2 separate regions of the Homo sapiens genome follow, and region 1 is linked to region 2. A link is an interaction called in ENCODE POLR2A ChIA-PET data of the cell type or tissue named here. Cell type or tissue: B cell. All regions are shown on one strand. Each heading gives the region's core, and the rest is flanking DNA. Links, peaks and the distances in the headings are about the cores only.

Region 1 (15,330 bases), core at 3,731-11,730, 350 kb before region 2:
ATGTTGGTAGAGAATAAAACCTGGCATGAGGCCAGGAGGGGGCTGCTTTCTGTATTATTAAAACTTTACAAATAGTAGCCCGAACAGTGCAACTTCTCATACAAGTCCTGCAGAGAAGCACATCCCTCTCATTTTCATAGGGCTCTGTGGATTAATGCGCTTTCACATCGCCCCTCACTACCTTGCTCAATCTTCCCAGTACCCATTTTACTTACAGATACCAAGGGCCCCAGAGGTCACAAGACCAGCTCAAGGCTGTACAGCCAGGACATTTCAGTCCAAGCACTGGAAAGTGGGCTTTCTGATTCTCAGCCTTGCACCTTTTTGCTACACCACAGGCTGTTAATTTCCAAATTGAGTGGAAATCTATAACCACCCACTTCTCCTTGCCCTGTGTGTATTCTGGCATTCAGGGAATCCATTGAAAAGAAGGGCTTGAGTGTTCTAAGATGAGGGGAATGCTTTGGTAAGTCTGGGAGGATCTGGTGAAAAACTTGCAAGCCAGCAAAAATGTTTTCACACTGAAAGGGACTGTGTCTTTTTCATTTTTAGTTCCCCAGTGTCCAGCTCCATGCCTGGCACCTAACCACCCTCCATAAATGTTTGTTGATTTGAAACCTGTATTTTAAATCCATCTGCAAGACTGGATTAACCCAAAGGGCAACTTTCAGTGTTGACTATGCATACTTCACTTTTTAGCTAAATTCCTTCCTTAGTTGAGGGTCCTTCCTGAGCAAACTTTCCATTTCTGGAAATTGAATTTCTGGATAGTAGGCTGACAGAGAAGGTTTGGATCACAGGTTGTTCTGGAGAGGTAGTGGTATTTGCTTTTCTTAGCCACTCTGTTGAAGAACATTATGTTATGGTGACAGAACGCTTGCAAATACTTAGCCAAGCTTAAGACATGCCATGATAAGGAAGGTTCACCACAAACACAAATAGCTATGTAGAAGCCACCGTCTTGCAGCTAATGAATTTGTGCTGGGTGTGATATTTACCCCAGCCATTAACTGAAGATTCAAACACTGTTGGGTAAAAAGACATTTATTTGTGTGACCTGACTTTGCTGTATGAATGCTGGTCAGTTACTTAATTTGCCATCACTTTTGGTACTTTTTAGTGATGTTTCTCCATTAGCAAAATGAAAGTGTTTTATTTAGAAGGAAAACAGTCATTCAATCACATCCATTTGACCTATGTGCCAAGGACTTTGCTGTGGATACAATGTGAACTGTGGCTCTTTGGTCAGTCTTGAACACTTCCTGGTGGAAGAACTTAGCCCGGGCTTTTGGGAGTATCCACAGAAAGCTGGTGGCTCAGGGAAAAGGCTGCAGGGAAAAAGTTCTACTGGGACCTTGGAAACACATCTCTGCCCGGCACCAGGCACACCCATCTGCATGAAATGCATATGTCAGTGGATTGCACACAGATTCTGGTTTGCCAACTCAGGGGCTCCTCCCAATGCCCTGCCAAACAAACACTAGCTTAACTTCTGGATGTGAATGATAAATATCACTCGCCAGTAACCTGTCTGCATGCAAGACTGGGCAGTGACAAGCACGATGTGCTCACTGCCCAAGATTTTGCTTTGATTTTGTTTTACTGCCCAAGATCTGAACATTTTTTGCAAACATAGCAGCTTCTCTACCTCTGCTGCATTGACATATGTTTGAACTGGTTCATAATCTTCAGTACTCCTAAAAGTCCCTTTAATGTAAATAGAAAGGAAATCACAGACCTGTTCCTGGGAGTCCCACTTCCCACCTCTCTTCATCTGTCAAACATGCATAATGGAAAAACGATGTAGCCCTGGCTCTGGGCCAGAATAAACAATCTGGAAATACTGTATAAACCCAGCTGCTGCACCGGAGGACAGAGGCCTCGCTTTATGACCTCCGAGATGGTTAACCATACGCAAAATAACAAAAGCTCACCACCAACTTGCAGTGTATTTTGATGCTGGGCTGGCTCTGGCATTCCTTTCCTTGATCCGAGTGTATGCACACTCCGCGCTGACCAGAGCCCTCTTCCCTTAACAATCTGCACTTGTTTTAACCTGGTCCAGCAGAGATTATGTGCACCAAACAAATACTAGTTTAATAACAACCAAAAGAGGGGCCAAAGTTTACCAGCGAAAAAAAATAAGCATGGACAAAAGACAGGCACCAGTTCTACAGCTTCAGGGGAGCTGAGTGGTGATCAACTGAGAGGCCTTGCTGTTTTAAGAAGCGCCCTGTCTAAGAAACTGACTTACTCATCTCAGGTTAGATTACAGCCAGAGATTCCCAGCACACGGGGATAAAGCACACTTTCTCAGGCAACAGGTGTGCCGAAAGTCACGGTCAAGTGGAGCACTCGGCAGTGGGAGAGGAAGTACCGTCGGTGTACTCCCCAGGGTTGGCAAACGCCTGCCACCTCCATTCCCATACAGCCCTGCACCACGCTGGCCGCTCCCAAAACTGTGTGAACATGATGCTTGTCACAGATAGAGTAAACTCATTTCCTGAATTATAGGGGAGGCCATACAGTTCAAAGAGATGAAATACAGCTGCAGGGCCGCCGGACTCCCTAGGGCTGCCTCCAGCGGAAATGAATGTGTGTCACTGCGGCTCACAGCGATATGTGCTGGGCTGGCCGGGCCAGCGCTACATTTGCCACTCAGATATGATCGATGGCATGTTAAGACCACCTTCCTGGTGGTATGGCCATGAAGGGAGAAAAGAACAAAAAGCACTTCATGGCTGCCTTGGTGCTGAGGGTTGATAAAGTAAACAGAAAACTTTTGGGGTGTGTTTTGCAGTCTTTTATTCAGATCTGGAAATATAAATAATTAAAAATAATTTGAGATCACTTGGACCTTCAAGAGAATCTTTGATCTATGTAGCCAAGTAAAAGTTCATGATTTACTTTCTTGTTGTTTAAAAATGCAGAAACCGCTAGGTTCCTTTGATGAAAGAGAATGAAGGGTTTCTAATGCACACACTTTGCTTGGATTTTTGGAAGCAGGGAACACAGTAAAAGGAACCAGGAAGAGAAAGTATTGGTCTGTGTGGGGTAGGTCGCTGAGGGCCCACCAAGACCAGGGCACTGGGCCCCTGTGGAATGGAAATCAGCCCGGAGGAGGAATGCATTTTCAGAAACATCACGGAGGCGGGTCCTAACCCCATGGAATTGGAGATGAGGGCAGCTGTTGGACGGGCTTCTAGGTTATTGCCTGGGGCTTCTAGGTTATTGCCTGGGGGATTCAACTCCACACTACTTATGCTCAGAATCTGCTGAAATTGCTAGCGGGGGTGGGCGGTGGTGGTAGTTAGTTATTTTCTTGCCTGGATTCTTTTTGCTTAGTCATCAATGCTGTACTGAGCACCGACTAAGCTCAATGCTTGATTCCAGGAAATAAGAGAAATAAAATAAAATAAAAGCTAAAAACACAGGCTCTTTCTTCTAGAAGGAGTACACAATAAAGGGAGAAGCAAATGTGCAATCCTTCCAACAACTTCCTGGGCAATCTGGAGATCTCTGTTTCACTGCGGATGGGAAGGATGCTCCTCACAGTGGGGCACCACAGGAGGGAGAGAAAGGGGGATCACAAGGAGGTGGCATTGATGGCCGCAGATGTCCACCTTTCGTGTCCTTCTGCAGAGCCAGGTGAACACCCTGCCGGACAAACTTAATGTGCAACAAATCACCGGAAGGGCCCGACACTTGTAGAGGTTTCGGTTCATGAGTTGCTGATCAGCATCCCAGCTTCTGTTGATGTGGGAGCCTCCCAACCTCACCCTCAGATCCTAATGCCTAGACTTGAACATGACAGGGCTGGAGGAGATGGCCAAGCTCAACTCCTCCTGGCCCAGACACACACGCTGAGGGTAATGAGTCCTGGGGTGGCTTCAGTTCCCTCCACAACCACCCCCCTAAGTCAGCAGCTCTGGCTTCCTGGCTTTCCCTGCTGCCTGTATTTACCGAATGAAGGGCAAGTTGCTATGTTTCTTTTCTCCCCAAGTTCGGCATCATGGCCCAGACCATTAAAAAGCTGACATATTTGTTTGAAAGTATGTGCTACGGTAAATACATATTTGTTTGAAAGTATGTGCTACGGTAAAATTTGTTTGAAAGTATGTGCTACGTGTGTGTTTTCCTCAGCACAGTTTTTACCACTAAAATACCGGCTTATATATGAGGATGGCAATAAAAGAAGGATTTATTTTCACAACAACAATTGAAGCAGATATTTCTGTTTAAAAATATCTACTTCTAAAAAAAACTTATTGGGAGAATTACTATGTCTTTATCAACAAAATGTATCTCTTTCTTAAAATATACTTTTAATTTGATATAAGTATTGAGAAATGTGTTTTTATTACGTTTGTTACTTTATTTGAAATCGTATTATGAAGGCCAGACCCAGTGACTGATAAGGATATCCTGATCAAACTGGTTTTTCATCTGGATAAAGAAGATCAAGAGAAATACTATTGCAGCAGTTCTAAATTCTTTTGGTATCTGACAATTTCATAAGCTCTGCTTTTGCTTTATGGACAGGATTCTTTTTCTCTACTCCTCATAGTCTGTGTGGCATTTGCAGGCCTAGGGTACTTCTCTCTCTCCCTCTCTTACACACAGACACACGCGCGCGCACATACACACACACACACACACACACACACACACACACACACACACATGCTCCTCCTTTGGCAGGGAGGAGGCCCTCTCCTGAAATCACACTTCATTACCTACATCTAGCCCTGATGATGTTAAAGCCAGTTGCTGACACCGTCACTCTGGGCACTCCACAGATGGTGATATGACCACAGGACAGTTCTTTGTCTCATTTTTTCATGTTGGTCTATTACTTTTTCTTCTCTGGGGTTTCGTACAGATCAAGCTACTATCTAGATCCACACAGGATCATCAGAAAGCCCTTGGGAAGTTTATAAGCTTTGAGCTTTAAACCTTATTTCTTGGAGAAAAATAATTTAAAACATAAACATTTATTTTTCTGATTGTGATGTACCCATATAAACATACTATGTACATGTATACATGATGTGCAGATATATGTATATACTTACCTATATGTACATATACACATATGCAAATACATAGTAAAGTTTTTAGGAAACTTAGGAAAACAAGAATATAAAATAACTTTTAATCAAGCCACAGTTATTACTGTAGTAGTACATTTCCTTCTAGTCTTTTTCTTATTTATGCCTATTCATTGTAAAACACATCTGTGCTATATTGTTTATTTAGTTTTATCATCTTTAAAATTTAACTAACCATGACCATTTCTCCTATATCTTTAATTATTACCAATTACATTTTGCAATGTGTTTTTATATGCTCCATTTTATAGATGCCTTAAAGGTCATATAACCATCTGCTACTGTTAGATGATTGGGTTTTCTGTTTCTATGACTCAATAATATCAGATGCACATCCTTGTTCATAAGCGATCATGTGCCTTTTTGCTTGTTTCCCTAAGGTCAATGGCAGCTTCAGATATTGAGCAGTAACTTTTCTTCTTATAGCTGATAAGGTCTTCAATTCTGCCAACTCTAAGATACCACTTATCTTCTATTGTCAGAGATCCTGAAACTTTAAGACATTTATTTTATTGTTACATGAAATCAATCTATCACCTACCTTGCTAAAGTTTCAAAATGCACAGGGCCTTTTGAAAATCCTGCATCTCCTGACTCTGAGAATGTAAAGGAGTACAGCAGTGCCCTTAATATGGGAGTATGGTTGCTCGTAAAACATTTAGTGCACTTGAAATTCTTAGCAAATTACACCACATGATGACTACAATCACGGAGACGAAATCTTTTCTCATTTTTGGATTCTATGAACTGGGTACTCAGATAGGGCTATCACAGAACTTTGTATTTTTATAGTTAATTCAAAATGCATTTTCTTTAACAGAATGTATCCTATTGCATTTTTTGTTTTAAGATTATATTAGTCACAATCATCAGCCTCAGTGAGTGAACCAATGGTGAGTCTCAAGAGCCAACAACCTGGATGTTCTCTCTGGAATGTTAAACATGGGGAAATTTTGATAAACCCTTGAAGGGCTGTGAATGAAGCAGCTGTTCATGGAGGCCGAACATGTAGATAAGTGAGATATTTAACCTTCTGTCCAGGCATTAAGAAGTTAGGTTAATAGGAGGTGCTACTCAAAATAACCATTCCCAAGTCAGGAAAGTGTGAAATGAAGTTCCAAGGATGCTGTCAATTCTACTGGGAGAGTTTGCAATGTTACTTTAAAATTAAATGTACTTTATCTGGGCAACCTGTAGCCCACTGGTAGTACTCAGTCTTAGGGGAATGCAAATTAACAGCCCTACCTCTTCCTTCTCTCCCTGTTAAAAATCAGATTTGCAACTGCACACTAAATAAGACAGTGTGAATATCTAAAAACATCCAAATTGCTTTAACCAGGCAAAACTCTAAGAAAAAATGAGATGAAACTGCAACCTTCCCATTTGTATAGGAGGCCCATTTGTTTTGCTTAAGGAAAGTTTGAAATTGATAAGCTAATGTCAGTAGACACCAGGACCATGTGAGGGAAAAATCCCTGGGTATCATGGCTATGACTTTGAAAAGCAGGGGTAGGCCGGGTGCGGTGGCTTAGGCCTGTAATCCCAGCACTTTGAGAGGCCAAGGTGGTGGATCACTTGAGGTCAGGAATTTGAGACCAGCTTGGCCAACATGGCAAAACCTCGTGTCCACTAAAAATGCAAAAATTAGCTGGGCATGGTGGTGCATGCCTGTAATCCCAGCCACTCAGGAGGCTGAGAGTCGCTTGAACCCGGGAGGCAGAGGTTGCAGTGAGCTAACGCCACCGCACTGCAGCGACATAGCGAGACCCCATTTCAAAAAAAAAAAAAAAAAAAAAAAAAAGAAAAGAAAAGAAAAGCAGAGTAACAGAGTTAAATGTTTGATATGGATACTGATATACTATAAAAATGTTATAGACATATTAAAACTTGCAAATGCAGCCTGGGAAAAAAATTAAAACATTTTAATTTTTCTGACATGAGAGAAGAAACAGAGAAGAGCACTGACATGCATTAGGTTTTAGGTCAACAACAGGCTATAAATGAAGGTAGTTGCGATGACTTCTTGAGCTGAACTTTCATGGCCAATGGCTGTGAGAAACTGCAGAAGCTTCTGATGTCAGATGGAAGAGAAGGGACTGATTGTCAGGTTAGACTTTTGATGCAGCACAAGCATGAAATTGTGGTGCAATGCACTGACCATTAACCACCAGCCTTCCCCTTTGATAAGACATGGGTGGGAGTGATAAAGGGGAAATGAAAAAGAAACAATCAGCCAATGCTAGAAAGGCCATTATGTGAATTAGAAGCAGGTAAGAAAGAGGTGCTAGTGTTACTAAGAAACGTGCTCAAAGGTATCATTAGGTTCCGTTAGGATTGGTTCACTTTGGAAACTGCATTAGAGACAGGTGGGGGAGGGGACAGGAGAAACGGGTAACTTGAATGACATTCAAAGCATTCTTAAAAAGTGTGTTCAATGAATGGAAAATCAAAGATGTTTGAAAGAGAAAAGTCAACAAATGGAAAAGCTGTAACCCATTCCATTTTAGTTTAGTTTTATTGGGGCATGAAATGAAATTTCATAATGTTCTAAAAACAACAACTTAACTGCATAAAACTGAATAAGTGAACCGGCATTAAATCCATACTGTATTTTTTAAAATCTCATTTTGATATAATAATAGTAACTGGTTAGTTAGGTCATAGTCCTCTTCCTCAAGTCACGCACAGTTAAAGAAATATTTCTAAAAATTTCTAATTGCTCCTACATTCTAGCAAAACCATACATCGACTTGCTGGTTGATTTATGACTTTCTAGTAACCTTTACTCTCAAATGGCTTCTACCAAATGATTTATTTACTTGGTCTATGCTGAGGTAACCTCCTGGCTGGGCTGACTGCCGTCCTTTCAGCTCGAAGTGTAAAGGATTGAGTCCCCTCACTAAGACATTTCTTGAGTTTCTGTGAGAGCTGTGGGTTCTCATGCGATAAACCATGAGTCTTAGGTTCAATTTTGAAATGTCTCTCTTTCAGATTGCTTGAGCCGGGGAGGTCTAGGCTGCAGTGAGCTGTGACTGCACCACTGTACTCCAGTCTGGGCAACAGAGTGAGACCTTGTCCAAAACAAACAATAAACAAACACCCAGAACAAATAAAAAATGTCTCTCCTTCCTCGTCATTTCTCTTTGGAGAAAAAAGAAAATCTTTGACAATTTCTGACCCACTGAACAATGTAAAGTGGCAAAGTTTCACACTTTTGCCAAAGGCTTCTAATTTCAAGCCTTTTTCTGGTCCACGGTGGTGCTTCACCTCACTCTTGTCTTTCCTGCCCAGTTTCCTCTCTTAGATTACAAACTTAATCTACTAAATGCCTGCCCCCCGACAATAGCAGAGTTTTATAAGATCTGTATAAAGTCATTAGTTTTCCCATTAAGCATCGGTGTCCCCCAACTCCAGCCTGTAAGATGCACACAGTATCTGGAACCACAGAAGATTGCTAAGACAATGTTAGGTGTCTGACACCTTTTAGCTATAAGTGCAAGATGATGTGGTTGAACATCAAAGGCTGTGGAACATGCAACCAGGAATCAGCATATCCTCATTGAAAACTTTTACACCATTTCTACCAAAAAAGATTAAATTCTAATTGAATGCTACTTACTCATCACTTCTTGAGTTTTACATGTGACAATAAAATGAAGGCCTACTGGTTACTGGTTGGCTAGAAGGGAAAGCAAGTGAAAGCTCTTTGGCTCTTCTTTGGGTAGATTTAATTCTACCGCACCCCCCTCCCTTTCTGAACATTTACAAAACCCTCAAGTACTTTTCTTTCCCTCCTTCTCCATTTTTTTCCCACGAGGTCCAAAGTCCCAGGGAGGGAGCTGCTGGGCATGGGGGGATGGGGTGAGAATAGGGTAGGGAACCACAGCTGCTCTCAAATTGTGCTGGTGTCTTGGACAGGGGTGACAGATGGTGGCAGGAGAGCCATTATTCCCACCCTGCCAAGCTCATGACAGCCATTTCACAGAGGTCACGGCCAGGCTCCACCTGACAATACTTGTGCCAATGTTTCTAAGCTTCTGTGACCAACTGTCCAAAAAGGCACTAGATATGAGCCCCAATTCTTGTACTTTTTAGCTGAGAGAATGCTTTGAAGGCTTTTCAACCATCAGGCTTCTGTGCATTCCCTGAGGTATTTAGACCCGGTGCTTCGATAAATTAGTGGTTGCAACTGAGCACATAATTCCTTATATCCACTTAGAATGTTTATGAGATAATTAGTTCTCAATTTCATACAGCACCATCGGTTCACCTCCTGATCAGACAGATACATGAGTGGCTATTTTTTTGGAAGTATGGCAAACATAGTTGAAGTCAGTTGACATTAGGTTATACCTCATAGAGCATATAGTAAATAAGTCATATCCATAATTGTCATAGAAAAAACACACAACACATAAGTTTGGGTTTATAGCCACAAAGAGGAACATAGAAGACAGGGAAAAATATGACCCTGAACATGAGCATGGAATGTTTTCAAACTTATTGATATTCACAGTCTTTATTCATAGCATCTTGATGGGATTCATGAGTAACAAAGGGCTTTGTGGAAATATCTGAAGGCCAATAATTCTTTTTAACAGACTAACAAGACCAAATTACTATTAAATTGATTTCAGTAGTTGGTAACCGTACTTATTTCTGGTAGACTACATATTTCAATAAACAACTTTAAAAACAAATGTCACTGAATGTCAATTCACTATAAATTTAACAGTGAATATGTCATAAAATATTTTTATATCTAAACAACTAAAATAATAATAGGACCCTAAAAAGACTTTTAAAAAGTGTTCATTAATCAAGTTTTGTTCTATATGATAAATGATGTACTCTAAGAATTTCTAAAACTCCAATAGATACTTGCTGTAACTAAACTGGAAAGGGTTCCCATTTTTGCTTTGCTATTTTAGAAAAATAAGGAGTATTCCTTGGATTGTTTGCTTTCTTAAATTCCACTCTCCGATTCATTAAAACCCTTATGAAAACCAAAGTTGCTGACATGACTGAAACAAATGGCTTTACTGTTAACCAGATTGAGTCTTTGCAAGCACTTTATTAAAGCGATTTTAGTAATTCCAACTAGTAAAGTCTTCCCCCACCAACAAAAAAATAAAACAAAGTAACACATTTAGAATATCAATGAACATCACCTCAACAGAACCACTAAGCTTTCCAGAAACACTGTGTTCTTGAGAATTCAGCAGAATAACATTTCATAGAATCCTACTTTTCTAGCTACCCCATCTCCCTCAGATAATCATGTTTTAGATTTTGCCCTTTTCAGAGAGAGAGAGAGAGAGAGAGACCAGTTAAGAGCTTACGAGCACGGGGTTGCAAGTCACCTGGGCCTGGGTTGAATGTTCAATCACTTGAGTGCTGCTAGCGACCAGCTCAGTAACATAGAAGCGTTATGAATCATCTCTAAGTTGGTGGTTTCCTTATCTGTACAATGGACATAATAATAGTATCTTCCTCACAGGGTTGTTCTTAGGATTAAATGAAATAGTACATCTAAAGGACTTAACAAGATTCCTGAGACACAAGAAGCTCCCAATGAGTGTTAAATATAATAACAACAACTATTAATATTATGACTGTTATCCTCAAAATATATTCCCTTGAAACATCAGTATTCTGCCACTGAAATAGAAAAATGCTAATCTCCCCAAATGAAACAATTAATTTCAATTTAGTTGAAACTTAATGTGTTAATGATACTTTATGAAATTACAGACATCAAGACTTTGAGATGCTCTGCTCCTATAAAATTTTAAGGTCTGGTGGTTCAGTGAAAGTAAAGATTCATATCCCTTACAGTATACATGTGCATTTATAGATCAACTTTCCCCACCTATACATTCATTAGGTGCATAAAATTCCAAAGCACTTCTTGATCATGAATACCGTATAATCTATAATTATTTAATTCTGTAAAAATGTCAAAAATATATTTTGGATGTTTCACATATTTTCCCCTCCCTAATAGAGTTCCATTTGGGTAGTACTATCTCTTTTCTATTCATTTTTTATCTTCTACTATATCTTCTTGCCTGTATTAGGTAAATAATAAACATTCAAAAATCATTCATGACTGCAGCATCTGAAACACTTTAATAAAAAAGGAAGAAAAGTAAAGTTTTGTCAGACACCCCCCCATCGCCACTGCAATAGCTGGATGGTTTAGGGCAAAGAGAAAATGCAGTCAGATACAAAGTGGAGATACAAAGGGGAAACCATAGCCTGCTGAGATCAGGAACTGTGCCATTCAATCCTCTGCTCAATTTCCTGGGCTATGTAGTTTAGGCAAAACCAATTCAGGTTTGCTTTCTTACGGAATGACATGCTATTTAACTAAGTAATGAAATGCACAGAGGATCCACTTAAGATCTTGGGTCAAAAGACCCAATGATGCCCCTGAATTGGTGTTAGAAAAATCAGGACCATTTGCAGGCCCGTCACTTCTCTGTATTGGCCTTTCCACTTTTTCCAGAATGCTCGCCACCACTTGGCAGAGGCGCCCATGGGGTTCAGAGGGCCTGCCTGACTTTCTACATCATGTCTGGTCAGCTGCATCTTTCACAGGGATGACCAGTGTGTGGCTGTAAGCTGTTGTGGAATTCTCTCCTCTTGAGCACAGATGTTTCTCCATCGATATGGCTGTGAAATTGAGATCGCAATGACTATTAAATGAGACTTTTCTTGGCTGCTGAGTCCAAGCTCATGGAATCCATATTTCACCGTGGAGGCTTCTGGTCGATGCTGGTCTGTGGCCCTCACTCTTAGCATTATTCCTCAACTCCACCATCTTTCCCTGGGTTACCTGATCTGTGTCTCTAGACTGAAGCCACCTGATGTTCCCAGAGCTTGTATTGCTTGTGCCTTCTGCCCAACTGCCATCCCTGCCTAGATAACCACCTGCCCAGCAGTCTCCCTGGCTCTGGCCCCACAATTAGCCTTGGCATGTGGGCCTTTACAACACTTTCAACAAAGGAAAGAATTAGGAAGAGATGCTAAAATAGTCAGTCACACCATAGTCCAAATCAAATGGAAGAAAAGGCACACCAATTCACCTCCACATCCAGTATTCTAACATCTTCTGACTCTCAATGTTTTTGTACAATTCGTGATTTATTTTCTAAAAACTCAGAATCAATTTATATTTACCAGGGGCATGATGGTTTTGGCTAATATGTATCCAAAGAAAAGTCCAAAGTTTTATTTTTGTCATTTTATTTTGGAGGATAAAGTATAATGAGGAATATACTTTATTGAAAAATATCAAGCCTAAACTTCACTCCTCAATAATGCTGGTGTTTACCTCTCAGAAAGGATCCTCATCAGTCACTAGAAAAAGCAAATAGGCAAATGTCATTTTAACATTCCTTGTGGTATGTAATGGGAGGGAGGTTGACTAGAGTTGGTGTGTCCACACTTACCAAACATAAATCAATGGCTTCAAGATATCACAGCATGAAGACTTTATTAGGTGCCATCTGTAATCACTCAATGAAAAACAAATAAAGGATGCATATTTCAACCTCAGTTCTTGATATGAAAATAGCTGATGAGTCCCCATCCGATTTGCTAAACCATCATTATAATATTTAATCTTACTACTACAGTGACTTGTGAGGAGGAGGGTGTGTCAGCTACTGCAGAGTTAAGACAGACAATGTGTTTTCAGATTCAAGACAGTTATGCTGCAATGGAAAAGATCTATGAGCTACCTTCTTGTAATTCAATTATTTTAAATACCTGCATTCAGGCCTGGAAAGCCAAGTCCTGCCCTTAATGGTGTTTGTACCGTAGTTCATATGGTAGATAAAATGTCAAGATTATTAAAGAGTTAAGTACAGAATTATAGAACTTTAGTATTTCAGGGCTAGAAATCTACACACATTTTATAGCTTCTGTATACAAGAAAGGGCCACGTGTGTGTGTGTGTGTGTGTGTGTGTGTGTGTGTGAGAGAGAGAGAGAGAGAGAGAGACAAGGTGAGTTTTTAAAAAACTACTGGCTAGAATTTGCCAGGTGAACTGATGAAATCCAAAGGACAGTTGCCAAAAAGAGGTTAGATATCTTAGAGAGAGGGGCTGGTAAAGGGACAAAAAGTGGAACCCAGGATTTTGTGTGCACACAACTGTGCTGCCCCCTCGAGAATGATGTTCTTTACTTGCCCCATTTTCATCAGTGTTGCTGCGGGTGCAGGAAAAGAACACGGAAGAGAGAGGGATAAAAATTCTGTGTGCTCCCAGCAATTCCACAGTAAGCCAGTGGGCTCTCCTTCTGCTTCCATATAATTTTTATCTGAACATTCAATTATTTTCCTAAAATTCATGCTTTTCCCATAATTTAAAATGCTACATGCTTACTATCTAACAGTTGGGAAATGAAGAAAATAAATTACTAATAATCCCACCACCCAAAGATATGACTAACAACATCAACATTCTGAGCATTTCAATTTAATCATTTCCTGTGCTCACGTAGTTTTTCTAGTAAAACTGGTATCATATTGTAAATACGATTTACTATTCTTTTCTCCTTTACTTCATGTCACATCATATTTCAAGCAATCAGCTATGTCATTTAACTGTTTTTGGTATATCAAAATGTATTTAGCTATTCTTCTATTTTTACAGTTGTCTTTTTATTGTGCAATGGTAAACTATCCTGTGAGGAACATCCTTATAATAGTTTTTATGTACCTGTATGATTTTTTTTTCTAGCATTGAAATGGGTCAAAGATTGTAAACATTATTTCCTCACCAAGAAATCAAAGAATCACTTACATTTAATTAACACATCAATTTTAATATACAATTTGATGAGTTTTGACAGCTATATATACCTATGCCCCTACTACCACAATCAAGGTACAGGATTTTTCTATCAGTTCTGCAGCTATGGGCATTTTGAAGGCTTTTAAGATGTATCACTAACTTGCTCTTTACCCCAGGGGTTAACAATGTGCTCTCCCTCTAGGAGTCTCCTGAGGCGCCATTTCTCTTCATCCTCATCATCGGGGACTCCACGACTGCTCAGTGTTTGTTCACATAACAGACAATAATAATTTCATAGAAAATATGGTCTCATTTTAATATGCACTTCTTAGATTATGAATGTGGTTGGGCTTATTTCTTAGTGTATTTGTTGGTAACTTGTATTTCTCTTTCTCCATTGTTTTCTGTTAGTGATTTTCTTATGGATTTGTAAAAAATGCTTCATGTTTTGGTAAAATATAATCATATGATATCATTGTTGCAAATATTTTGCCAACTTAAGTATGTTTTAAACATGCTTAAAGTTTCAATTAAACATATTTATTCTTTACTGTGTCTCTCTCTCTCTTTTTTTTTTTTTTGGAGACAGTCTCACTCTATTGCCCAGGCTGGAATGCAGTGGCCCCATCTCGGCTCACTACAACCTCTGCCCCCCAGGTTCAAGCGATTCTCCTGCCTCAGCGTCCTGAGTAGCTGGGATTACAGGCATCCGCCACCACACCCAGCTGATTTTTGTATTTTTTAGTATAGATGGGGTTTTGGTCAGGCTGGTCTCGAACTCCTGACCTCAAGTGATCCACTTGCCTCGGCCTCCTAAAGTGCTAGGATTACATGCATGAGCCACCATGCCAGCCCTTTACTTTCTCCTTGTATAAATATGTGTTTTACTGCTTTTATGCTTAGTAAATCCTTAGCAAAACCCCATCCCCCCAAAAAACAGTCAACTATATTTTCCTCTATTCCTTTCATATTTTCATTAAAAAAAAAATGAACTCTTTAGACCATCTGGAATTTATTAAGGCCCATGATATAAGGAGACTATTTTTTCCCTAAACATTTAGCTAACTAATTTACACCTTTATTTATTCTTTCTTTTTAATGATCTTTACCAGAGAGCACATTACCTTTTGCATTAGCAACTGTTTCTGTTACTGTTTCACTGACTTGTCTATCTGAGCTTGTGCTTTTACACCATTATTTTAAACCCAAGAGCTTTCTAGTATTTTTGAATCTTGTTGGGCAAATCTCCTCTCATTACTTTAAAAAAAGATCACTGGCCATGTCACTTGTTTATTTTTTCCAGATGAGCTTGAGAATCACTTTAAGCTAAAAAAAAATACTTTAAATTATATGCTCATGTGAGGAAAATGGCATTTTTGTGATATTCCATATTTTCATGCATGAACATGGTCTGTC
Region 2 (15,330 bases), core at 3,102-11,101:
GTTATTGAGCGCTTACTATGTGCCCCGTATTGTTCTATAACATGTGCACGTATTAGTTCATTTAAGCATCATAATAACTTAATGGGAAGTATTATCCCCCTTTTACAGATGATGAATTTGTGGAGAGAAATTTGGCTAAGGACACAAGCTAGTAGCTGAGGCATCTGGAATTTGAACTAAAGCTGTCTTGCCCTAGAGCCTGAGTTCTGAGTTGCAATAAAAGCCAACTTGGTTCAAGTTAGCAGAAAAGAGAGCTGTTCAAAGAATAGTGGGCAGCCCACAGAATTTTGGGAATGCTGGAGAGCTAGGCACTGGACTGGACAGCCAGGAACAATCCCAGAAACCCCAGCGCAGAGCAGCTCTGGTGAGAAAACCACTGTGGTGGCCCCAAGCACTGACCACTAGATGTTTGATACACCAGATACAATCAACCATTTCCTTGCTTTTGACATGAACATGCAACAGAAAGTCTTTTACTCTTTTTTATTTTTATAATCAAATTGAATATGTATCACTATTTCACCAATGTCATTCCACTTTCCACTGAAGCAGAAAATTGTATTTATCAGTGTTTAATGAATGAACTGGATCATATAGGCATGGTGGAAATGGTTCTGTATGGTGAAATATTGTTTCTGAGCTAAAGAGGTCAGGATGCGGCCTAGGGGAAGAACGATGTGGGAAAACACTCCGATTTTCCTGTGTTTTAAAATCCTTGTTATATTTTCTCCATCATGTTTGGGGAGCCACTCGTATGTGAGGTCAGGTAACAAAGGCTATTCTTTTTGTTTGTTTGTTTGTTTTTTAGTAAAGGGGTCTCACTGTATTGCTCAGGCTGGAGTGCAGTGGCACAATCATAGCTCGCTGCAGCCTGGAACTCCTGGGCTTAAGCGACCCTCCTGACAAAGGTTGATTTTAAGAGACAAGAAACCCCTAGGAGCAGGGCTTTTATGAAAGGTCAGGTGCAGAGTTAATTACACCCCCTATCCACAGCATGCAGGGGCTGGAGAGCCAATTGTATGAATCTCTTCCCCAATTTCACATTCAGTGACACCATATTGGTGGCTCAAAATAGGTTAATAAATAGTGGGGATATTGATCATAGACCATGGAATTTGGCAAACACCCCGAGAGCACCAATTATTAAACATTTACCAGCAAGAGAACTGCTAGAGTGAAAAATCAACGAGGTCCATACACAGTGTTTCCTTCAAAGAAAACAGCATCTGAAGAGTCATGGAGGAGGATTGTGATGGTTACTATTGAGTGTCAACTTGACTGGATGGAAGGATGCAAAGTATTGTTCCTGGGTGTGTCTGTGATGGTGTTGCCAAAGGAGATTAACATTTGAGTCAATGGACTGGGAGAGGCAGACCCACCCTCAGTCTGGATGGGCACCTTCTAATCAGCTGCCAGCATGGCTAGAATAAAGCAGGTAGAAGAATGTGGAAGGTCTTGACTTGCTGAGTCTTCCAGCCTCCATCTTTCTCCCGTACTGGATGCTTCCTGCCCTCGAACATCATCAGACTCCAAGTTCTTCAGCTTTTGGACTCCTGGACTTACACCAGTGGTTTGCCAGGGGTTCTCTGGCCTTTGGCCACAGACTGAAGCCTGCACTGTGAGCTTCCCTACTTTTGAGGTTTTGGGACTCAGACTAATCCACCACTGGCTTTCTTGCTCCTCAGCTTGCAGATGGCTTATCATAGGACTTTACCTTGTGACTGTGTGAGTCAAATCCCCTTAATAAACACCCTTTCATATATACATTTATCCTATTAGTTCTGTCACTCTAGAGAACCCTGACTAATACAAGGATGAACCTTAAGCTCCCTAGAGACATTTATTTTAAAATGAATAGCTACAATAGTGTCACCAGTGATATACTTTAACAACACATGGAGTTTAGATTTCAATGTATTATAGTTCATAAGCTGAAAATATATTCAGAGTCAAAGAACTCTAAGAATTTTGACTTGGAGGATGGAAAACAAGAAAGAGACAAAAATGGAAGAAAATAATATTCTCAGTAAGCAGTAACAACCAGAGCACTAAACTAAGAATGCATCAATCAAGATGTTACTGATTACTCTAAGAAATGAACAAATCACCGTCAGCCCAATGCATGCAGATTCCTCTCTCCTTCTACTTGAATCTGCTCCCACTGAGCTGCTCCTAACGGGAGGAACAGCCTAGCATCCCAGCACAGTCTGCAGATGAAGACATGAGGTGGTGAGGGGTGTCAGGGAGAACCACGAGCCTTGATGGGGCTAAAGAAGTCAAAATAAATTCTCTACTTTGTAGCCCAAAGTGGTACCCAGTGATCAAGAAGAAAAGCAGAGTTCGATTTTACATCCCTTATGGTTTCTTTTCGGATTATCCACAGGTTGCCTGGCCTTGGTGGAAGTCGCTGCACATCTGTGCTCCGTCTGTCAGATGTTATGGCAATGTTCAATGTGTCCAACAATTGTGTCCTGAGGCTCCAGTAGCCTCCATCACATAAGCCAAGTGGACACAGGGCAGTCATTCTCCAGAACTCACTAGACATGCTGTCTTACCTTGGGATTTCTAGACACATTTGTATGTATGGGAGAACACACCATCACTCCAAACATGAGGGTCAGTGAATGGTGCTTTTCTATTGCAGGCTTCTGGGACTGCCTGGCTGATACCATTCGTGTCTGATGGAGGGAGTCTTATGTGATGGCTGTCTCCCTCTCTGATGCCATTATATTCGCCATCTTGGGCTGCCTTAACAAAATAACATAGACTGGGGGCCTTAAACCACAAAAACATATTTTCTCGATGTTCTGGAGGCTGGAAATCCAAGATCAAGGTTCTGGTGACTTGGTTTCTGGTGAGGAATCTCTGGCTTGCAGACGGTCACCTGGTCACCTTCTCACTGTGTCCCCACATGGCCTTTCCTCAGTGCACGCTCATGGTGGGGGAATGGGGAGAGAGCTCTGGGTGTCTCTTCTCCTAGGGACACTAATCCTATCAGATCGGGGTCAACTCTTATGACCTTACTGTATCTTAATGAATTCTTCAAGGCCCCTTTCCAAATACGGCAACACTGGAGGTTAGGACTTCAAAACATGAATTTTGGGGGGAACACAGACATTTAGTTCCTAACAGCGACTGACCACAGCATCCTGGGATAGAGTGTCACTCAGCATTCTGGGATAGAGTGTCACTCAAGATCTGGAGACAAGTGCTGAGCACAGCATCTCTCATTATTGAATATTAGGATGCCTGTGGATTTTCAGCTGAGTTTTCCCACATAATGAGGAAAGAAGCCAAAGAGAGATATCCTTTTTGGTGCCTGAATAGTCAGGACTGAGGACAATGGGGGAAGATGATACGAATAAAGGTGCGAGATCCAAAAAGGGCGAGTGGGGAAAATTCTACGTGAAGACTTTCATCTGGTCCATTACCCCTCTACAAAGGGTTTTTTCACTCAGGCCCAGAGTTACTCTTGGGGCCGTGTGGCTGGGAGTACAAACAAAGCAGGCCCTGCTGGGAAGTCAGGAAGCCTCTGCCCACATCTATGCTAGAACATCTTACTACAGAATATAAAGGGGAACTTGCCATGCTGTACTGTGGTACCCCAGGCAGTGAGGCCAAGGAAAAACTAAAAGGCTTTTTAAATGATCCCTAACTTTTAAAATTAGGGATAAAAATATCTTTTTTTTAATTTTTAAATTTTATTTATTTATTTTAGAAACAGGGTCTTGCTCTGTTGCCCCAGCTGCAGTGCATTGGCACAATCATAGCTCACTGCAGCCTTGAACTCCTGGGCTCAAGCAGGAATATCAATTTTAAAACAATTAATGGTATTAACATAAAAAATTAATACTATTAAAATATTTATTAATTAATTAAAATTAAGAGTCATACTTTAAAAAATATTTCTTTAATTAAAACACAATTCTTACTTCTTCTTTCAGAGAAATCCCAACTCTGCAACCCCAGTGATAAGTCCCCAGCCAGGTCCTTGGAGTTGTCATGGAAACACGTGCAGTGCCTGCCATCTGAGTACCTGGGTGTTACTCTGGATGCTTTCACTGGGGAGCTAAGCCCGAGACCACCTCAGTTGTGCTTCACCAGCTCTTTCCTTTTCTTTGAGCAGTCTGATTATTTTTGTTGTTGTTTGCTAACATGTGGGCTTTGCCCACTATCTAATTATTACATTCCATCATTACAGAGGCTGAGTCTGGACTAGCTATTTGAATGAAAGGCAATGTTTTATACTGACATTTTAATCAGTGGAACTTTCTGTCATAAAATCTCTATGAGACAGTCATGATTTGCTAAAACTAATATACATCTTTTGTACAGCCTGGCATCTGTGTATAATTGACCGATTTATTAGATGTTTGTGGTTCATTGATTTTCTAGACAGGAAAAAAAATTGGATTGCAGTTTCTAACTGCTGTTTTCCTCAAATTGATCATGTTGGCTCTCATAAATGTTCCCTTTGTGCTCATGTTCTTACTGTTGCAAAAAAGAAACTGTATTATATGCAGTGTGGTGTCACTGGCCTTGGATTTAGAGTCGGAGTTGTTTTTTTCTTCCTCCTGCAGAAGCTAGCTCTTTTTTTGTTGTTGCAAAGTCTTTTAAAGACAGTTTTATTCAGAGAAATTTTCCTTACAAAAGGCTGCTTCTTCTCTGAGTATACATCTCTTCAGTTAAGCATTATTCCTATAAGGGAAATTTTCTGAAAGCTACTTTGCTTGATTTACAATGATGCCAAAAAGATAGAATTATTGACAATTGATTTTGAGATGATATCCAAGACAAAGATGACTTTCAGAAAATTTTTCTTTATGCTATTGCTGATAATAAGACATTTCTGGCTTAGATGGGAGTTTTAGAAAAAGAAGCCACGGTGTTAAAGCATCAGGACACAAAATGATTAAAAGCTAACAGTTGTCCCTGTTTCCTTGCATAAAATACGATGCAACATACAGGGTAAGGCAAGCCATGTTTAATAGACATGAGTTTAGAATTATTGACCATTTTTGGATGCATGGGAAAAAAAAAGCTAGAAGTAAAAACAAACAAGGAGAAAAGAGAAACAGAGGAAAATATGTTTTAATTCATTCGATGAAACCAGCCTAACCTTAATGCCAAAACCAGATGAAGGCATTACAGGAAAGGAAAACAATAGACTAGTATCTCTCAGGAAAATGGATGCAAAAATCGTCAACAAAATATTAGTAAATTGAATCCAACAATGTATAAAACAAACAATACACCATGACCAAATGGGATTTACTCCAGATATGCAGGACTAGTTCAATGTTTGAAAATCATAATGTATTCAATCACAACAACAGGCTAAAGAAGAAAAATTATATGATCATATCAATAGATGCAGAAAAAGAATTTAACAAAATCCACCATCCACTTACGGTAAAAACTCCAAGCAAACTAGGAATAGAGGGAAACTTTCTCAAACTGATAAAGGACATGTACAAAAAATCTACAGCTAACTTCATACTTAATGAAGAGAAACTAGATGCTTTCCTTTTAATTTAGGAAGGCAAGGATATCTGCTCTCACCAGTCTTATTTTAGATCATGCTGGAAGTCCTAACTAGTGCAATAAGACAAGAAAAAGAAATTAAAAGCATACAGATTGGGAAGAAAGAAATAAAGCTGTCTTCGTATATAGATGGTATGATTGTCTGTGTAGAAAATCCGAAAGAATCAGCAACAACAAAAATCCCCTTCTGGAATTAGTAAGCTATTATGTAAACGTTGGCAGATACAAGATTAATATTTAAAAGTTAATTGCTTTCTTACATATCAACAATGAACAACTGGAATTTGAAATTAAGAAATAATGCCATTTACATTCACACCAAAAAATGGGTATAAATCTAACAAAATATGTATAAGATTTATATGATAAAAGCTATAAACCTCTGATGAAAGAAACCAAAGAATATATGAATAAATGGAGAGATACACCATGGACATGGATAAGATTTAATATTGTCAAATATCCCTTCTTCCCAACTGGATCTATAGATTAAATGAAATTACAATCCAAATACCAGTAAAGGTTTAAAAATTTTTTTTAATTTTGACAAACTAGTTCTAAAGTTTGTATGGAAAGGCAAAAGACCCAGAATAGCCAACCCAGTATTGGGTTTCATTAAGTAAGAAAGAAAAGAATACAATCAGAGGCCTTACACTATCCAACTCCAGGAAGTACTATAAAGCTACAATAATCAAGACAGCATGGTATTGGTGAAAGAATAGACAGATAAGTGGAGCAGAGTACAGAGCCTAGAAATAGATCCAAACAAATAAGGTCAACTGATATTTGATGAATGAGAAAAGTCAATTTAGTGGAAAAAAGATAGTCTTTTCCACAAACGGTGTGTGGGAGTGGGGAAGGTGAATATAGGAGCTCTGTATTTTCTGCCCAGTTTTTCTGTAAGCCTAAAATTGCTAAAAGAAATGAAGTCTATTAATTTTTTAAAAATCGATTCCAAAGAAAGGGTAAAGGGAGAGATATAATCATATAACCATATAAACTTTGGGGTAAGACAGAAGCTTTGACATTAAACACATGAACACACTAGAAGAGGCTTAAATACATGAAAAAAAATACTAGGAACATCTATATTTTGTAGTAGATTGGGTCAAACCCCAAAATGGCAGGAAAAGAAGCAGCCAGAAAGGAAAATAACATACCCACTCAAAATAAATGAAAAATAACAACCACTACAAGGCAATCAAATGAGTATTCTAAAGGGCCATGATATAAGCAAAAACACAAATAAGCCTTAAAAAAATCACCCTCACTGAGACTGTGTACAAGCTGGGTCAACAGCCCACTATACAGGTGTCCTATGAAAACCAATTACAGCAGCCCTTTCCAGCTCAGGGGATGCTTCCTGAGCCTTTGCCTCAATCTCAGTAGAATATTTGAAAACCTAGAGGACTCTGGAGCCAGACAGAGCATGTTCCAAGTCTGGATTCCCATGTACTAATGGATGCTCTTGGGCAGAAAATAACCTCTCAAAGACCGTAAACCAGGGCAGTCAAGCAGAGACTTGGCGTCCAGGCCCTCTGGTCACACTGCATGGGTCAAATTCTAGTTCTGTCTCTCCATGGAGGTGAGACCATGAGAATCCAATGAGAAAATAAACATGCATTTTGGCCGTTCATCTGATCTGGTTTCTACTCCATTGCTTACCACATAGATTCTTTCTATGGTTGGCCCCCTTGCATTGCCAGTTCATTTGGACAAGACAGATGATATTATTTTCGTTTCACACCCAGGATGCTGCCTCTTGTCTCTCTTTCATCCTTTCATACAATGCTGCTTCTGTCTCCTGCCCAGGTCTCCGGGTCTCCGAATTCCAGCCAAGAATCAGTGTGCTGATGCTGCTTGCTTTGAAAAGGAGAGTAGCTCCTGTGAACTGAACCTAACACACCAGAATCAAGGCAGCATCATTGTATCTGCAAGATTAGGGTAACAATTATTTACAACTCAGTAGGAAAAGATAAAGAAAACATTCTCTATGTAGTGGCAATGTGGAAGTTCAAACAAAATGAAAATGAAACTAACTTATTTACACAAATAAGAGCCCTAGGCGGTTACTGACAGGCAGCTATGCAGGTCGTGACATAGGCAATGCGTATTGAACAGGCTCCTGAATCTAAGGAAAGTGGGGGGAATACGGCCTCTCTGCCTCTGGCTGCGGGACTACACAGCTGGCAGCCGACAGTAGGAGCAATTTTGCATCTGCTTTTTTACAGCCCAGTGACTGGGCAGGATTTTATGGCCAATAGCAGTAAAAATCTGGCAACTATATATTTGGAGCCCAGAAATTGAATCACCAAAACAATCCAGGGAAAAAAAAATAGAAAAGTGGTAGAAATGAAATTCACCCAATCATTAGAAAATAAGACAAGAGTATTTTTAAAATATAGAAGTTTGGGACAAGGGCAAAGTTTGGCTCTAAAACAGAAAGGGAATTTTTTAAAATGCAAAAAGGCTTGGGGAAAGGAGCACCATGGAGCATTTCCAAAGCTTTAGGGAATGAATGAGACGTATTTCAGAAAAACCCAAAATTGCACAATTGCTTTTGGGAATTAATACAAGATTAAATTAGAGATGTAAAAATAAAGGAACAATGAAAACAGAGTGACTAATTTCTCTGTATGTGAAATAAATATTTGCTTTCTTAAGGGAAGAAAAGAAAAAAGAATGAAAAAAATCACAAGTATTCAAGGAGAAGACTTTTTATTAAAAAAAAAAAACTTACAGCACTAAAAACTATCCCAATATTTATTAACATCCAGCTAATTAAAATCATGACACTAGAGGTCAGCCTCCTAATTCTGAACAAATTATATTTACTATACTATCATATCAGTGAAGTTTATAAGCAGCAGGTCCATGAAGTCATTGCCATTATTATTTTAATTATTGGTAATAACGGTAGTAGATGTTGCTTTTTAGTGAAGAACTAGGTTAGCAGAGTAAAAGGTCTGACCTAGATTCTCTGAACTATTGTCAAGAGTATTTGCTCATGTCAGAAGAATTTTTAACATCTAAATAATTTATTTAGAAGAGAAATTTCTTGTTGAATAATCACATTTTAACAGCCTACTCTCAAAGTTCAAGAATTTTCTCTCTGCCTAGCATTTCTGAGTACAGACTCTGATACCAGGATTCCTGGGCTCAAATCCTACCTGTTTCTGATTTGTTGCCCAACCTTAGGCAAATCACCCATTCGCTGCACCTGTTTCTTCATCCATAACCTCAGGGTGTTAATAGCATGTACTCTATAAGGTTGCTGTGAAGATGAAGAGAGTTAACATAGGGGAGGATCCTTGGAAGCCAGGGGAGGATCCTTGGAAGCCAGAAGTTTGAGACCAGTCTAGACAACAAAGTGAGACCCCTCATTTCTACAAAAAACTTTAAAAAAAATTAGCCAGATGCAATGGCACATGCCTATAATCCCAGCTGCTCAGGAGGCTGAAGCAGGAGGATCACTTGAGCCCATGAGCCCAGGAGTTCGAGGCTGCAGTGAGCTATGATCGCACCACCCGCACTCTAGCCTGGAGATAGGCCTTGCCTTTGAAAAAAAAGAGCAAGACCCTGTCTTTGAAAAAAAAAAAAACAACTCAAAATATGTAAATCCTTTAGAGAAGTGAACAAAGTAACTGAAGGGTCAAAAAAAGAAGAGCAGTAGATCATGGATTTAACTGCTTAAGAAATACCTCTCCAACCCACCCCTTTCACCCTGAGCCCATGCGTGGTGCCCAAGAAGTCCAGATATTCTCCCATGCCCTAGCAGGGTCTGCAGTAGATCTTCCAGGAAGTGCTCCAGAGGAAGCCAAGGAGGCTCTGAAGCAAGGCTGAGAGGTGAATCCTCTCCAGCCAGCCTGACCCTAAATAGAGGTGGGCCTGGGAGGAAACTGCAGCAGTGTTGAGAGGTGACAGCATGCTGGCAGCCCTCATAGCCCTCGCTTGCTCTCGGTGCCTCCTCGGCCTTGGCGCCCGCTCTGGCTGCACTTGAGGAGCCCTTCAGCCTGCCGCTGCGCTGTGGGAGCCCCTTTCTGGGCTGGCCAAGGCCAGAGCCAGTTCCCTCAGCTTGCCGTGAGGTGTGGAGGGAGAGGCGCGGGTGGCAACCGGGGCTGCATGCTGTGCTTGCGGGGCCAGCGCCAGTTCCGGGTGGGCGTGGGCTCGGAGGGCCCCCCACTCGGAGTGGCCTGCCGGCCCCGCCAGTCCCGGGCAGTGAGGGGCTTACCACCTGGGCCAGCAGCTGCTGTGCTCAATTTCTCACCCGGCCTTAGCTGCCTCCCCCAGGGGCAGGGCTCCGGACCTGCAGCCCACCATGCCTGAGCCTCCCGCCCACTCTGTGGGCTCCTGTGCGGCCGGATCCTCCCTGATGATCGCCGCCCTCTGCTCCACGGCGCCCAGTCCCATCGACCACCCAAGGGCTGAGGAGTGCGGGCGCATGGCGGTGAGAGGTGACAGCGTGCTGGCAGTCCTCACAGCCCTCGCTCGCTCTCGGCACCTCCTCTGCCTGGGCTCCCACTTTGGTGGCACTTGAAGAGCCCTTCAAGCCACTGCTGCACTGTGGGAGCCCCTTTCTGGGCTGGCCAAGGCTGGAGCTGGCTCCCTCAGCTTGCAGGGAGGTGTGGAGGGAGAGGCGCCAGCAGGAACCGGGGCTGCGCACGACGCTTGCGGGCCAGCTGGAGTTCCGGGTGGGCGTGGGCTTTGTAGGCCCCGCACTTGGAGCAGCCGGTGGGCTCTGCCGGCCCCCAGCAATGAGGGGCTTAGCACCCAGGCCAGCATCTGCAGGGGGTGTACTGGGTCCCCCAGCAGTGCCGGCCCACTGGCACTGTGCTCGATTTCTCACTGGGCCTTAGCTGCCTCCCAAGGGGCAGGGCTCGGGACCTGCAGCCCGCCATGCCTGAGCCTCCCCCGACTCTGTCGGCTCCTGTGCAGCCGGAGCCTCCCTGACCAGCCCCGCCCCCTGCTCCAGGGCGTCCGGTCCCATCGACCACCCAAGGGCTGAGAAGCACGGGCACACCACGCAGGACTGGCAGGCAGCTCCACCTGTAGCCCCCGTGCAAGAGCTACTGGGTGAAGCCAGCTGGGCTCCTGAGTCTGGTGGGGATGTGGAGAACCTTTATGTCTAGCTAAGGGATTGTAAATACACGAATCAGCACTCTGTATCCAGCTCGAGGTTTGTAAACACACCAATCAGCACCCTGTGTCTAGCTCAGGATTTTTGAATGCACCAATCGACACTCTGTTCCTAGCTACTCCGGTGGGGGCTTGGAGAACCTTTGTGTGGACACTCTGTATCTAGCTAATCTGGTGGGGATGTGCGAAGCTTTGTGTCTAGCTCAGGGATTGTAAACGCACCAATCAGTGCCCTGTCAAAACAGACCACTCGGCTCTACCGATCAGCAGGATGTGGGTGGGGCCAGATAAGAGAATAAAAGCAGGCTGCCCCAGCCAGCAGTGGCAACCCAATGGGATCCCCTTCCACACTGCGGAAGCTTTATTGTTTCGCTCTTTGCAATAAATCTTGCTGCTGCTCACTCTTTGGGTCCACACTGCCTTTATGAGCTGTAACACTCACCGGAAAGGTCTGCAGCTTCACTCCTAAAGCCAGCGAGACCACGAACCTACCAGGAGGAAGAACAACTCCAGACGCGCCGCCTTAAGAGCTGTAACACTCACTGTGAAGGTCCGCAGCTTCACTCCTGAGCCAGCGAGACCATGAACTCCACCAGAAGGAAGAAACTCTGAACACATCGGAACATCAGAAGGAAGAAACTCTGGACACGCCACCTTTAAGAACTGTAACACTCACCATGAGGGTCCATGGCTTCATTCCTGAAGTCAGTGAGACCAAGAACCCACCAATTCCGGACACAGCAGGACTGGCAGGCAGCTCCACCTGTGGCCCCGGTGGGGGATCTACTGGGTGAAGCCAGCTGGGCTTCTGAGTCTGGTGGGGACTTGGAGAACCTTTATGTCTAGCTAAGGGATTGTAAATACACCAATCAGCACTCTGTATCTAGCTCAAGGTTTGTAAACACACCAATCAGCACTGTGTCTAGCTCAGGGTTTGTGAATGCACCAATCGACACTCTGTATCTAGCTACTCTGGTGGGGACTGGGAGAACCTTTGCGTCCATACTCTGTACCTAGCTAATCTAGTGGGGACATGGAGAACTTTTGTGTCTAGCCCAGGGATTGTAAATGCACCAATCAGCACCCTGTAAAAAGGGACCAATCAGCTCCCTGTCAAAATGGACCAATCGGCTCTGTAAAATGGACCAATCAGCAGGATGTGGGTGGGACCAGATAAGAGAATAAAAGCAGGCTGTCCGAGCCAGCAGTGGCAACCCGCTCTGGTCCCCTTCAACACTGTGGAAGCTGTGTTTTTTTGCTGTTTGCAATAAATCTTGCTGCTGCTCACTCTTTGGGTCCACACTGCCTTTATGAGCTGTAACACTCACCACGAAGTTCTGCAGCTTCACTCCTGAAGCCAGTGAGACCACGAACCCACCGGGAGGAACGAACAACTCCAGACGCGGCGCCTTAAGAGCTGTAACACTCACCGCGAAGGTCCGCAGCTACACTCCTGAGCCAGCAAGACCATGAACCCACCAGAAGAAAGAAACTCCAAGCACATTCGAACATCAGAAGGAACAAACTCTGGACACGACTCCTTTAAAAACTGTAACACTCACCACCAGGGTCCACGGCTTCATTCTTAAAGTCAGTGAGACCAAGAACCCACCAATTCCGGACACAGTGTGAAGCCTAAGTAGCAGGGCAGGTGACCCTGGGCTTCGATCATGCTGAAAACAAAATGGAAGGTACTCCAGTGGAGCCATTTGGGCAGCAGACACATTGAGGGCAGGACCCCGTGCCCAATGACTTAGAGGGCTGGGCTGCCCATAAGCCAAAAGTCAACAGGCACAGCAGTGACTGCCTAATAGCCCTCAGACCAAAGGATCCTCATCGAAATGGACAATCTTCAGGAAACGTCCACCAGCACCTAAATGTTACCAGGAAAAGGGAAGGAGGAGAGATGGGCACCGAGAGTCCGAGCGTGGATTCATAGAGAGACTGGGTTATGTTTTAAATCTGAATCAAGCTAGTCTTAAATGGCAAAATTAAGTTTTTTCAACTATCAGTAGAAATGGAGGTTTAACAGAAAGTCAAGATCAGTCGTTAAAAAATAAAGAGAAACTGGCCAGGGTAGCACTTCTCAGAGCGTCAGTTCCGACTAAAGTGGTGATCGTTTCAGTTTGCCCAGGATGGTCCTGCTAGGCGCTTGTCCCAGGGAGATCAGTGGCTCCCCTTTCACTCTCAGCAGGTTTTGATTGAGATGATTTTAAGGTTTCCCTAGTCATGACCTGCTCAATTTCTAATGCTTTGTCTAGGATTGCTGAGGGTTGTTAACGCAGGTTTATACCACGGAATAACAACAATTCTAAATGACAAAATGGAGCTGTGCCTCGAATGGGGTGCAGAGCAGAGGTGAGTTCTCAGAACCAAGAGCAATATTGAAAACAAAGCTGTCAGCTCTCCTGGAGGACCTGGAGAAGAGCTTCACCTAGCATGCAGCCCAAGGTGAATTAGACAGACTGGACTAAATATTTAAAGAAAAGCATTCTATGGATAATTTGTCTGGATTTTTTCAGGATGGTATGATTTTCTCCAGGGATGACCGTGACAAAGTGATGCTTGCGGCAATAACCAGAGCCATTGAAAGACAACCTGGAGCCAGACAGGGGCCAGCCAGGTAAGCAACACACTCACCTGTCCTCACGGCCTCTGCCAGGGGCCCTTGAATGAGGCGAGCCAGAAAGAGGGGGACATGACAGAGGCTGAGAAGGGGATGGAAGTCCTGAGATGGAATTTGTTTTTTTGAAAAAAGTAGAAGGATGAGGAGACAGAGCAGGTGCCCAGCCTGGAAGGCTGTTCCGCAGGGGTGAGGAGACCTGGGGAAGTTGGATTTCACCAGACACAGCACAGTATGCCCAGCACACTAGGGCCCTGCCATCGAGTGCCAGTGTCCTAGGCCCTATTGTTCTTATGGAACATGAGGCTGCAACCCTCATCCCTGACACACCCAGAGACTCTTTGATATTCATTTTCAGAACTTCTCTTCCCCTCCTCTGTCCCAACAACGGAAGTTTTCTAGCCAGACACTTGACTTGTAGGAATTAGACCCCCAGGGGCCCCCACCTCGGAGATAAGTTGGATAAATGTGTTTATAACTGGACAGGGAAGGGGTCTGCTGCCTCCATGCCCAGATCTTTGGCCACAGCAGTGAGCTTATGCACCAGGCTGTTTGCTGAGCTGGCTTTGCCTGGTCACATGGATGAGGACAGAAACAGTTGCCCCAACAGCTCAACTTCCAAACAAGTCCCATCAACTCCAGCCTGATGTTACCAGAAAACCATCTGCCCAGCAAAGGGGGGGCAGGAACCTGTGTCCCCCACCCCCCAACACTGCCAGTCCCTGCTGCCAACCCTTTCACAGAAAGCATAGGGTGAGAATTGTTTACAAGAGCCTGGTTTTTCAAACACCAAGCTACATAGAAATCCTGGGGAAAGGGATCAGGGTTAGGGATTAAGGCCTAAGAGGCTGGGCCACTGGCAGGGCCAGTGAGAGCACAGGGTACCAAGTGCTGCCTTACGCCTAGGTGAGATGGACATTTTTAACTGGACAATGACTGAAAGAATACTTGGCTCTGATTAGGTCATGTGTTGGGCCTGAGTGTGTAGACTCCTATAACAGTGCAAAGTCATCAATACGACACAGAGCAGTAGTCTCAAATAGGATCCAAGAATCTGCACTTGGTGATTTTGAAGGACATTTGGTGTACATGCCTGTATTAGTCTGTTTTCACACTGCTGTAAAGATACTACCTGAGAGTAGGTAATTTATAAAGAAAGCAGCTTTAACTGACTCACAGTTCTGCATGGCTGGCGAGGCCTCAGGAAATGAAGCAAGGCATGTCTTGTATGGCAGCTGGAGAGAGTGAGAGTGAGGAAGTGCCACACTTTAAAACCATCAGATCTCATGAGAATTCAATTGCTATCAGGAGAAGAGCATGGGGGAACTGCCCCCATGATCCAGTCACCTCCCACCAGGTCCCTCCCTCAACATGTGGGGGTTATAATTCAGATGAGATTTGGGTGGGGACACAGAGCCAAACCATATCAATGCCTTTCCTTGAAGGAACATTGAATGTTATTGGAATTGATTTTTGAAGGCCAAAATATCAAAGCTGGAGATTCTCTTTTGAATTGGGGGTGTGGAATCCAGCAATCATGTGAACACAGTCTTTGTCAGCAATCTGAGCTCAGGCCATGCACAGTGGCTCATGGCTGTAATCCTAGCACTTTGGGAGGCCAAGGCGGATGGATCATGAGGTCAGGAGTTTAAGACCAGCCTGACCAAGATGGCGAAACCCTGTCTCTACTAAAAATACAAAAATTAGCCAGGCATGGTGGCATGTGCCTGTAATCCCAGCTACTCAGGAGACTGAGTCAGGAGACTGAGGCAGGAGAATTGCTTGAACCCAGGAGATGGAGGTTGCAGTGAGCAGAGATCATGCCACTGCACTCCAGCCTGGGTGACAGAGCAAGAATCTGTCTCAAAAAAAAAAAAAAAAAAAAATCTGAGCTCAGATTAAATCAAAACAACTTAGTTTTTAATGATGGCCAGAAACAACTTTTTTCCACCTCCATTTGATGTTCTTTATTCATCATCTTACTCATTGCAAATTTTTTTGGCATTTTTATGTTTCTTATTGTTTAT

What was found. ChIA-PET counts read pairs that join two places held together with the same protein. Peaks named below come from ENCODE experiments on the same cell type or tissue, not always from the same donor. Only the 100,000 strongest peaks of a DNase experiment are listed, where the experiment ranks them.
Region 1: POLR2A ChIA-PET joins it to region 2 with 12 read pairs; 2 of 35 experiments call an interaction of 5 or more read pairs at or near these places.

What each region holds. Positions count from the first base shown.
Region 1 is chr6:149,047,700-149,063,029 of GRCh38, reverse strand. The region is part of intron 7 of UST (uronyl 2-sulfotransferase); the gene reads right to left. Among named protein-coding and RNA genes, the nearest start is that of UST-AS2, 23 kb to the right of the region's middle. RefSeq lists an enhancer at 8,496-8,615. In B cell, for the core only: no CTCF peak of the experiment used is centred there; DNase peaks (open chromatin) are centred at 7,269 and 8,044; H3K4me3 peaks cover 380 bases; H3K27ac peaks cover 844 bases.
Region 2 is chr6:148,693,270-148,708,599 of GRCh38, reverse strand. No RefSeq gene overlaps it. Among named protein-coding and RNA genes, the nearest start is that of UST, 46 kb to the left of the region's middle. RefSeq lists an enhancer at 14,364-14,523. In B cell, for the core only: no CTCF peak of the experiment used is centred there; a DNase peak (open chromatin) is centred at 7,609; H3K4me3 peaks cover 1,106 bases; H3K27ac peaks cover 688 bases.